Linked DNA regions of Homo sapiens: region 2 is linked to region 1. Evidence: read pairs that join two places in POLR2A ChIA-PET (ENCODE). Cell type or tissue: GM12878. All regions are shown on one strand. Each heading gives the region's core, and the rest is flanking DNA. Links, peaks and the distances in the headings are about the cores only.

Region 1 (6,448 bases), core at 661-5,660:
CCTACTTTATAGGATTGCTTGGATGATTAAATGGGTCAATGAATATAATGTACTTATTTAAAATGCTGTTAGGCATAGAGTATGTGCTCAACAAATATGAGCTGTTATTTTTATTTTTATATTATTCTAATTTCTCAAAGAGGGGAAAACTTTTTCTGCATTGCAGTAGCTGCTGAAACTTAGGATAAAATATGTATGTGTTTTTTATTCTTTATTAACTCCTGTAGGATCCTTCCACACTCCCTGCAGACAAAGGTGACTCCCCTTCTAGGCACCAGCTGCCTGTGAAGTAGAACAGATGTATAGTAAACATCAGGCAGTATCTGGAATAGCTACCCACCTTCTTCCAATTAATCATGCAATGTGGAAATTGGAGAAAACTTTTATATTTAGTGCAATGTTCCCCTTCACATATTTTGCATTAATTTGGGGTATGATGATTGCTGTCTGACAAGTGTAGACAGTGGAAAAGTCTGTGATGGGTCCATAACTCTTTAGTGGCTTGGTGTTAGCATTCTTCACAAAAATTTATGTCATCCACTTCGTCAGGAAGTCTGATGTAAAGCTCAGAATTTTGAGAATTGCTGGAAATTCCAAGGAGCCGGGAGAGGATATTACACAGTGTTGCTAAATACTTCAACTGTATCACAGATCTTAACACTCCCTGCACTCTAGAATTACCTGGGAAGACTTAAAAATATCCATGTCTGGACCCTAGCTCAGTCCAGTTAAACCAACTCCCTGTAGGGCAGGACAAATGCATGACTTTTGAATAATCTCTTATCCCACAGGACATGGCCTTGCTAATATCTTTGATAGTTCCTTTCAGGGCATTTCCCCCAAAATCCTGAATGCTTTCACTCTTCAGATTACCATTAGAATTATTTAAGACTTTGAGAGGTGGAAAACTCTAAAAGTTCAACCCATCTCACCCTCCACCCAGTGAAGGAAGCTGATCTATAGAATTCTTGACAGCTGGCCATCACTAGATGATTGTATGCCTTTGGTGGCTGAGAACTCACTACCTCTCAAGCGAGACCATTTCATGCAGACTATTACTGGATGGTGCCAATTATTGAAAAATATGTTCTTTTGTTGATACAAAATATGTTCCTTCTGACTAAAATTCAACTGGTTGAAATTTGCTCTCTAAAAAATAAACCTAATCTCTTCCATTGGCAGCCCTACAAACATTTAAAGGGATCTATCATATCCTTCCTGACTCTTTTTTAACTTTCACAAACTTAGATTCTACACTTATTCCCAATAGGATAAAATTCATAGACTGCTCCTAATTCAGGTTAGCTTTCTTTAGACATACAGTTGTTGGTCAAAGTTCTTTTCAAAACACAATACCCCAAATTAAAGAAAGCATTCTAAGTATTATCTCATACATATCTAATATTCACCTGAATGAATACACCATCCTTTAGATAACTGAAAGACTTAAGATAGGCCTTAAAGGATATCAAAAGTGTATACCAAGAGTCTCATATCTAGGAAATAAGCATGTTCATCCATGAAGGCAAAAAAAAAAAAAAAATGTGACATGTTTAGAGAAGGCTGAAGAGACCAATTTAAACATAGATTTGTTAATATATGATTATATTAATTTTCTAATGCTGTCATAATGAAATGCCATGGACTAGATGGCTTAACAACAGTAATTTATTTTCTCAGTTCTGGAGGCTAGAATTTCAAGATCAAGGTGTGTGCCAGTTAGGTTTCTCCTGAGACCTCTCTCCTTGGCTTACAGATGGCTGCCTTCTTGTCAGGTCCTCACATGGCCTTTCCCCTGTGCACGTGTATCCCTGTCATCTCTTTGTGTGTCCAAATCTTCTCTTTTTATAATGACATAAGTCAAATTGAATGGGAGCTCACCCTGACAGCCTTGTTTTAACTTAGTGATCTTTTTAGATGCCCTATTCCAAACGCAGTCACATCCTAAGGTACTGGGGATTAGGGCTTCAACATATGAAACAGGCGGAGGGGGGGCAGGGGCGGGACACAATTCAGCCCATAGCAATAGCTATCTATCTGTCTATCTATCTAGCTGGCTGGCTAGCTAGCTACCTAATGTATCTCCTATCTATCATCGATCTATATATTTCCTATTTATCTATAATCTATCTATGTATCTTCTTTCTCTCTCTCCTATCTGTCTACCTACCCATCTCCTATTGTCTATCATCTATCTATCTATCTATCTATCTATCTATCTATCTATCTATCTATCCATCCATCCGTTCATCTCATATGTATGTTCTTGGGGCTTCTTTCTCTATTCTCCTTGCCACAGGTCCCAGGATCTCAATCTAATTTTCTATCCTTTTCAAGGCTTTTAACCCAAGACTGATACAGTTGACTGGGACTCAGTTTCTGAGGCTTCCACCAAAAACAAACATAAAAGATTCTTAAGTTTTTGTTTAAAACACTTCTGATTTTGAAATAATTTTAGACCTACAGAAAAGTTAAAAAACATGGTACAGAAAGCACTCCTGTATTCTCCACTCAGCTTTCTCCAACGTTAACATAACTGTAGTGCAATGATTAAAACCAGGAAATCAACATCTATACACTATTAGTAACCACACTACAGATGGTAAAATTTCACATTCTTCACTACTGTGCATTTTGTATCATCAGAGCTAGTCCAATATCCCACATCGCTTTTAGTTGTCTCCTTCAATCTGAGCTATTTCCTCAGTGAGTCCCTGTCTTTCATAACCTTCATACTTTCAAATAGCACCAATATTTTGTAGAATGTTTCCCATTTGCGTTTGCTCAATGTTTTTTCATAAAAACCTTAAATAGAAAGAAGTTCATACATTTTTGGTGAGAATACCACAAAAGTGATGTTGTGCCCTTCTCACTGCATCTTATCAGATGGTGCGTGATGTCGATGTGTGTTACTGATGGTGATGGGAACCTTGGTCATCTGCTTAAAGTTGCATTTGCCAGAGATTTAAATTGAAATTTGTTTTTCTAATCAGCAGTGTAGACAGATAAGGGGAAATTCAGACAAACTTGGAGCAGTCAAAAAGATTAAGACGTCCTATAAGCTACTTATGGTTTTTGCTTCTGGTCTAATAATGTTCCAGATTATTTATAGATGACAATGGGAAATCCCAGTAAACTGTGATTTTTTTTAACTTTTTGGGGTTAGACTCTTCCAATCTGAAATCAAACTTCATCTCTGTAGAGTAACAGGTGTTTGATAATAAGACCCCACTTAAGTACGTAATTTGCTTTCCAAACCTGGTGATGAGGGGTGAGCTTTAGCCTTCACCATAGTCTCCATCAATCCACGACTTCCACATCAAATAAGCATATGCTCTAATTACAAATGCTGTGCTTGCTATACTAACATAGTTTCAAGACAGTTTCCATGTGATAAAAGAAACTTCAGCCAAATTAAATTTAAAGGAGTTTAATTGAGCAATGAACAATTCACAAATCGGGCAGCCTCTTGAGCCACAGTAGGCTCAGAGACTCCAGTGAACCTATGTGGTGGAAGAAGATTCATGAAGAGAAAAAGGAAAGTGATGTACAGAAAATGGAAGTGAGGTACAGAAGCAGCTGGATAGCTTACAGCTCAGCCTTTGCCTTACTTGAACGCAGTTTGAACAGTTGGCTACATTTGATTGGCACAAGTCTAAGCTATGGTCTATTTACACCTCCACTTGTTATAGTTCACGATGTGCAGAGAAACCATTAGGCTGAACTTAAAATATGTAAGGAGGCAGCTTTAGGCTAAATTTGATTTAACACATGGGACAACTACCTGTTTCTTTCTGACCAATTATTTCTTAGCCCCATTATGTCTACATATAAAGGACTACTGCTTTCCCAGTCTCACTGATTTATTTTATGAGACTTATCTCAGATGGAACAGACCTTTGAAATTTATATATATACACACACACAAATCCTATGTCATTTCCTTTCTGTATTTTTTTTTTTTTTTGTATACTTTTTCTCTTCTAGGGTAGTGGGAAGCTTACATCAGGGAAATTAGCAAATTTCCTTAGGCAACCTACAAAGAAAAAGATCTTAAAACCACTCTCCAAATTTTGTTGTGTGGAACCAGCAATTCTTTTGTGAAACCAGCTACCACATATTCTATCATTCTTCATTTCTGAATCTCAAGTTCAGGGCATTAGATAAGCATAGACCTTAAGTTCTACATCTCTAGATAGGAAGGTTGAGTCTTTAGTGGGCTCTGCCTAATATCTGGCAGGACACCTTATTTTAAGGTGCAACCCTTCCTTTAGACAAATGAAATGTTAGTCTCTTTGCTGTCAACCAGTGCTTTGCAATCTCTGTCATTCATTAGAATCTCCCGGTATCTTGTTAAAATGCAGACTCAGATGCAGTAGATCTGGATGGGGCTTGCAATTCTGCATTTCAAACATTCCAGAAGATGCTGATCTGCTAGTCTGTGGACCACATTTTTTTTTTTTTTGAGATGGAGTCTCACTCTGTTGCCCAGGCTGGAGTTCAGTGGCCTGATCTCTGCTCACTGCAATCTCTGCCTCCTGGGTTCAAGTGATTCTCCTGCTTCCGCCTCCTGAGTGGCTGGGATTACAAGTGCACAACACTATGCCCAGCTAATTTTGTATTTTTAACAGAGACAGAGTTTCATCATGTTGGCAAGGCTGGTCTCGAACTCCTGACCTCAGGTGATCCACCTGCCTTGGCCTCCCAAAATGCTGGGATTACAGGTGTGAGCCACTGCGCCTACTGGACCACATTTTGAATAGTAAGGCTGTAGAGTCTATTGCAGATATCTGGCCAGGTGAGAAGAGAGGCATGAGGACACCATTAGAAATGGAGGTCCTGTCCAGCTGTGATGGCAATGCAGGTGGATCATCTAAGGTGAATCATGAAAGTAGACAAAACTTTCTATTAAAAAATCTTTCTGGAGGTACTTATTCTCAAAGAAATTTAGTGAAATAGAACCACTTTAGACTAAGTAACCACCTCTGAAATTGGATACTTAATGTGGTATAAAAGAAATTCCCATCTAAAGGTGGTGGGATGAATTTGGAGGGAAGACTGAAGTTATAGCATATCATTTGAAAAGAACTTTGTGCATATTGTTTTGCTCCATAGGGTTCAGGTAGGAAAGGGGTAGAGGTGAAGGCCGGGAATGTTGAGAACAGAACAACTAGACAGGAATGACAGAGACAGATATAAAGTATAAATGAAATGTCTTTTACTATGGGCTAGAGTGTTTTCAGCACTGTCTACATGTTATCCCCAATTATCAGAACAGCCCTATCAAGGAGAAAATATTCTTATTGTCATTTTACAGATGCATAGTGAGGTTGAGAGAGATTAGTATGCCAAGGGTGAAACAGCTAGCAAGTGATGGGGCTGAGATTCAAACTGAGGTCTTCTAACTTTAGAACTCAGTGGCGTAACCTCTGCACCGTAATACTACTATGGAGCTGGAATCATAAGAACGGAAACATCAGAACAAAGACATCTGAGCCAAGCTTCAGCAACCCACTTCTCTGACCAAAACTTGAATTTTGCTATCATCTGGTCTATAACACCTGTGAAATCATAAACTCCAATATCTTACTCTCTGGTCATAACTTCCTATATTTCCATTGATATCATTTTATTACTTTACTCCTGCTCTTAGATATCATCAGGACCAACAGTCCCTTAACCCTGCCATTTCCCCATCCATCCCACCCTCCTGACTTCAGTCCCTTTGCCACCAAGGCACACCCCTACTACTGTAACCACTCTGTCACTGTAACCCTTGCCCCTGTGAGCCTGTTCTTCTGCTGCACCCACTCAGAACAACCTTAGCCCCAGGCAAAAGCGGTCAGAAATGAGGCATGCCACTTTTAAGCCTGGCTTGTAAAATTCTCCAGTAAATCCTTATGCACTCCTCCTTTCCATCTGTCAGCTGGATATACATGACCATTGCAATGTGATGAACAAGATGGCAAAAACTCTTTTATCTTGATATCCTGAATGACTGTGGACTAGAGCCCCCCTATGTCACTATCACTTGGAAGTTATGAAAAAAAGAGAAAGAAATAAACATCCATTAAATTACTGAGATTTCAGGTTTATCTATTATAGAAGCTAGATTTACTTAATGAATGGAGAAATTGTTGTCAGAATTGGGGTACAATTGGATGAAAAACCTAAAATATGTGGCACTGACTTGGCAATTTGGGGGGTGTCAAAGAGACTGATACTGGAAGCAGGGCAAGTGGACATGGCCTTTCAAAGCCAAACATTTAGCAAAACATTTGATAAAACATGGAAGTAACATGACATGCAGGCTGAGTCAGTGATCCTAAGGAAGATGGTTGAAAGGATCAAAAAGAAATGGTTATAATTGTTTGTCATTGGAAAGTTATTATAAGAAAGAGATAATCTCAGGACACAACTGGCTGATTTTTAATCAGAATGAAAAGAA
Region 2 (5,580 bases), core at 581-5,580, 710 kb before region 1:
AAAAAAATTTAAAATTTAAAAAATCAACTTCAGAAAGGGCACAAAGATCTCAGTGTCTGCCATGAGGGTCCTCACGGAACTGTCTCCTCTGGCACCAGTCACCTGCCCTGCTCTGGCTGAGCGGCTGGGGTGCTGGCTGGCTCCTGCATCCCTGGGGATGTGGGCTCAGCCTGTGAACCTGGAAGGCTCCGGAAGCCAGGGCTGGCCATACTGAGGCCCCAGCACGAGTGTGAGAGGAAGCCCTGCTCCAGGCAGGGCCCAGCCTGCGTTTTCTTACCGAGCTGTTCTGACACTGAACGCTGGAGCTGTTGAAGCGCAGAGCGGGGACCCGGTGGATGGCTCCTTGTATGTTGAGGACACACTCATAGCCTCGCTGGCCGGACTGCGGCTGGGGCAGATTTCGCGCCTTAAGGGTGATTGGCTTTACCTCCCCGACTGGAATCAAGATCTCCTCTGTGGGCACCAGCTGGGGACAGTCCTGGGGGAACAAACGAAGAGGCTCCATCTGTCCCCTGTTCATGCTGTCCTATGTGCCTGGGACAGGCAGGCCCCTCTTGTATCAGGTGAGCTGCCCAAGAGCAGGATATTACCTCATGTAAGGCCCGTGGAATGGGCAGGGAAAATGGAATCGCTCTTAGCTCCTGGGCTTTGATATTGTCATCCCCGTCCCACAAGTTGTCCTGTATCTGCTGTGTGTGTTACAATTCAGGAATTAATTTTCAAGCACAGTGTGGCAAGCTGTGGATTTTATCTCCTGAGACACTGGATAAAAGAGCCTCCACGTGTCCCTGTCCCCAACCTGGCACCCCTACCTCTGGGTTTCATCTTGTTCCCCAGCTCCAGATACTCGGCCCCTTGCATTGTCTGATGCCGATGCCTGGGGCATCCGTTATCAGCAGCTTCAGCTTCCCAGCCCCGACTGAGCTAGGCTTTCCAGAAGGTGGATCAAGCCCTCCCAGCAATACTCTAAACACTTGCTCTGTTTTTTTTTTTTTTTAATCTCATTTCATTACCAGGCCCTGCGTGAATGCCATGTTGCTTTGGAAAACAAAACCAAAAAAGAAAGTCTTGGTAGGGAGGGGCTTTGGGAAGGACCATGAGAGAGAGACAGTGAGAAAGACAGATTGATTTATGGAGCTCCATGACTAGATGCTGATTTTCCACCAGAGGTCAAAGGGCCACCCCACTGTGCCAATCTCCTCTTTCTCCTTCTCTCCTCGGGCAGATGAGCCTGGTAGCCCCTGGCAGTGATGATGTGGGAACCACCTCCACAGGGAATCACTAGGGGAATTCTCATAGGAGGCTCCCCTTTCTCTGTCCCCTTCTCCTGGGCAGTGGTTCTTAGGGGGAACTTCTGGGAATGTCTGGGGGCTGATGCTGCTACAGGGCCTGCAGAGGGTGTTACTGGCATTGATGCCAGGGGCCAGGATTGCTGGATTTCCTACAAGGTGTAGGACATGTTCAATGACAAAAATATTGTCCTCCTAATGGCAAATGCAATAATTAAGAAGCCTTGTGCAATGCCGGCACAGCCTCACACAGGGAATCTCCTGTGGCCACCTCTTGTCATGGTGTGGCTCGGGCTGTTGCCTCTTTTCTCTGGGCCCCACTTGCAAGCCGTTCAGCATCTGGCCCTTGCCTACCTCCCTCTGAACTCTGTGGTTCTTGCACATAATAGTCCAGCCATACTGAATGTATGGTTAACTCTGAGATGCCCTCTCCCTTACAGGATCTGCCTCTGGCCCTTTGAACATGCTTTTCCGTCTATTAGAAACACACACTCCTGCCTGTCTTCCTCCTGCTGCTGCCCTGCTTCAGCCCCTCTTTTAGTTGATTACCTCTTCTTTTACTTTTTTGGTTTTTTTAAATCATCACCTTCTCTGAGAATTAATAATTGATTACCTCTTAATCAGCCTTCAAACTCAGCCCAGTTTCTTCTCTGCAAGGCCGTCCCTGCCCCTGCCCCTGCACTGGCTTCAGGATGAGTTATGAATATTCACCCATGATTGCTTTTGACACACAGAATTACAATTTCTTGATTTGCTTTCCTCACTGGGCTGTGAGCTTCTTGAGGATTAGGCTGCATCTTACTCACCTCCATCTCCCCAGTCTTTCTGCCAGTGCTTGACATGTAACGGACATGTCAAGCATGTCATTGCTTGTGGGAGGGTAAATAGAAAATAAAATAAAGCAACCTGTGAAAAAATCTTTTTTTTTTTAGCTCCAACTTTGTAGATTCTTTAGAGATGAGGTAAAGCCTGCCTTCTGGGCTTGAAGAGACTTGAGAAGGCATTTGGTTCTCAAAAGCTGGAGTTGGAAATAGTCATGGGTTTTGGAGTCACATGATTTCTAAAGTGGCATGTCCACATTTACTAAGGATAATTTACTACTGACAATTTCTGAAGAGCCGGATCTGGGGGAAATTCTGCACAGAAACCCACCTAAGAGGGTCTGGACACACCGGCAGGCTCACCAGTGTCATCCCTTGTCAGCTGGCCACCTGCATGTGAGGACTCCAGGCAGGCACGGCATCCACGAGAGAGAATCACAAGGCAACCCCAGAACAGATGGGTCCCTGTTTAGGAGCCAGTCACTCAAGCTGCCAACTCATAAACTTGCTCTTTACTGCACTTTCACTTTCATTCCCTGCAGGCACTCTTGACAGACTCTTTCATATATTTATAGCCAAAAAAAAAAAAAAAAAAGATGAGCACCACTTTAGGGAAGCCCAGGCATCTCATAGAAAAGGAGATAACACTTCCTGTTAGCAGCTAAAATATCTGCATCAAATCTAATGTTAGAATTTAAGTTAGAAATAAGGCTGGGGTATAATGGTCTCTCTCGCACTCTCTCTCTCTCTCTCTCTCTCTCTCTCTCTGTGTGTGTGTGAGAGAGAGAGAGAGAGAGAGAGAGACAGACAGACAGACAGAGAGACAGAGAGAAAGAGAGAGAGATTTTCTTACTCCGAACCAGCTGATGAATTGTAAATGACGAGCAGTTGTTTTTCATCTCTAATGAGCTTAGACAACAAATTCAAATTTCAGTAGCAGGATCTTAAAGATGTGCTTTTGGAAGTATGATGTCTGGGGTTAGTAAAAAAAGATTGTTGAATCCTTTTAATGTGGACCAAAAAAAGTATACTTTTATATAGATGTTATGTGTAATACCTATATATAACACATATGTTATCTATATGTAACACACACACACACTTTCATCTTTTAGGCTGGGCTAAGTCCAGTCCAGCCTGGAGGTTGGAGAATCATGAGTAGACTTTATGAGTACTATTACATGAGTTTTTTTTTTTTTTAAGGGATTCTAGAATTTTAGGAAATTTCCCATGGTCTGCTGTTTCAGACTTTTTAGAATCAAATGTAAGGGTAACAATTAGGGTCTTCCCAAATGCTGAACCAGGCCCCAAGATTGCCCTAGTAGAAAAAGAATGTCTTATGCTTTGTTTCTTTATTTGGCAATTGCTCTCAGGTCAGACAGAATAGGATTTTTTCCCTTCTATTCTCTAAGGCAAAGGAAAGAAGCGGTTGGTGCCCCAGGTATGCTTTCTTCATCTTGGGAAATGGGAAGATACAGGCCTTTTGGGTTATGAGATGATTCTGGTGAGTATATTCATGAAGGATCTGTGAATCTTGGGTGGAAATTGCAGTGGTAAGGGCTGAAAGTGGGTGGAGGAGACTGGACCCCAAACAATTGCCAAGTTGTTGAAACTTCAATATCTGTGGGGCTTGAGGATGGTGAAGGGTTTAATCAGATACAATAAGGCCACTTCCAACCTGTTTGCTTCTGTGGGTATACACACACACACAGGCACACACATGTGTACATACACATACAGTACCTGTCTTATGAAAAAGAAAGCAAATCATCCTAAGATGCTTTTCCTGCAGAATGTTAAGACTGTTGTTCACATTCTTAAAATACTGATTGCTACCGCGGATCCTCACAGCCTTCTGAGTGATCTCTTTGGGTCATCTTCTTTCTCCTCTGTCTCTAGGCCAACTGGAGCCAGGATCACCTTCTCAGCAGCAATCTTAGTTTAAACCAAGACTTAAACTTGTAGGAATACCCCAGGGGTGGCGGTAGGCTGGGGAAGAGGAAACACAGCTGCAGGGAGAGCAGGGACCTGGTTTAGGAGCCCTATGAGTCTTGGGCTCACATTGCCCACCTGTTCAGCTGTGCTCTGCCAGCGTTCTGTGCTGGGGACCCTTTAGCCCTCTGAAGCGACTTCTCCCATGTGGAAATGGCATTATCTTCACCCACTGGACTTCAAAGAGAGAGCAGCCAGCATCCTGGGAAGCTAATCGGATTTATTTGGTTCTATCTTTCCCCTGGGACAGGGCATAAAGGAGATATTTATGTATCTACATCTCACTAGGCCTGGCTTAGCCATGGAGGGAGATGAGCTTTAAAAGCTGAAAGCCATACATCCTCCCGTGCACACCCGCTTGCTAACACCATGTCACAGCCTGATCTGACTCAGGGAGGAAGAGATTTGGGGGGCCCCCATCAGAGATCTGCTGTGCTCTGAGTGCTGGAAAGGTCTGACTCATTACCTTAAGAGAGCTTGACAAATGGTTTAATTGAAAGTCAGTTTCCTCCTCTATAAAATGGTGCCAATAATATCTGACAAACCTAGATTGCATGAAAGAGGAAAATCAATGTGTGTTGTAAGTGGTAATATGCTGGATTGACAATTGTTAATATTACCGCCTATTTGTGGTGTGTGTGCGTGTGAGTGTGACTGCAGAATCAGTGGACTTTCACTTATTCAAGGTCAGCTTGAAAAATTGTCTCTGAATCCTAATTTCTGCATTTATTTGATGATCATAGGAAAGCTGTTTAACTTATTTAAGCCTCAGTCTATTCATCTATAATATAATCCACTTCATAGAGTACTTAAGGTTAAATTATATATATGCTGCATATATAATAAGTACTAATATTTTTATTTTTGAATTGCATTCGTTCTAGCACAGCTGTTCTTCATTGTCAAGCCTAAGCATGGAATTGGTCCATCTGCCTTCTGGAAAGATGTGGGCAGATTTACCTCATATGCTGGCTGTCTTTTTATCTGGAAATGGCACCACTGACCCATCTTCTATGGGCAGTTTCTCCATCTGTGGAGATGGATTTGTGCTGGCCCATCCATAGCCTGAATCCTCATGACCAATAGCAAAGGACCAGGTTGAAGTCAGGCCAGCAAGTGTGGCTGTGACCATGGAAACAAAGCTCATGGGCCCTGATTTTCTGTAGAAAACATACTGTACTCAGCTTTTTTGGATGCCTGAGTTCTCTGTAGCCTTGGGCAAAAACCCGAAATTTTTAGCATTCTGGTTACTACAGATGTCAAATATAAATTATATGAAATTGCAGGGCTGTTGCAAGAATCCATTGAAATGCCAAATGTCAGTGGTTCTCAATCTTTAGCCTCATCTGGGATGGGGCCCAAGAATTTGAATTTCTATAAGTTCCCAGGTGATGCTGATGCTGCCGGTCCCTGGGCACACTTTGAGAACTCCTGGCACATGTGAAGAAATTATAAATGTGTGATATATTAATGTTGCT

What was found. ChIA-PET counts read pairs that join two places held together with the same protein. Peaks named below come from ENCODE experiments on the same cell type or tissue, not always from the same donor. Only the 100,000 strongest peaks of a DNase experiment are listed, where the experiment ranks them.
Region 2: POLR2A ChIA-PET joins it to region 1 with 5 read pairs; 2 of 35 experiments call an interaction of 5 or more read pairs at or near these places.

The regions. Positions count from the first base shown.
Region 1 is chr1:208,793,560-208,800,007 of GRCh38, forward strand. No RefSeq gene overlaps it. Among named protein-coding and RNA genes, the nearest start is that of LINC01717, 68 kb to the left of the region's middle. In GM12878, for the core only: no CTCF peak of the experiment used is centred there; no DNase peak of the experiment used is centred there.
Region 2 is chr1:208,084,103-208,089,682 of GRCh38, forward strand. It overlaps PLXNA2 (plexin A2), which reads right to left. Exons shown (of 32, transcript NM_025179.4): 10 at 278-478. Among named protein-coding and RNA genes, the nearest start is that of LINC02767, 130 kb to the left of the region's middle. In GM12878, for the core only: no CTCF peak of the experiment used is centred there; a DNase peak (open chromatin) is centred at 2,609.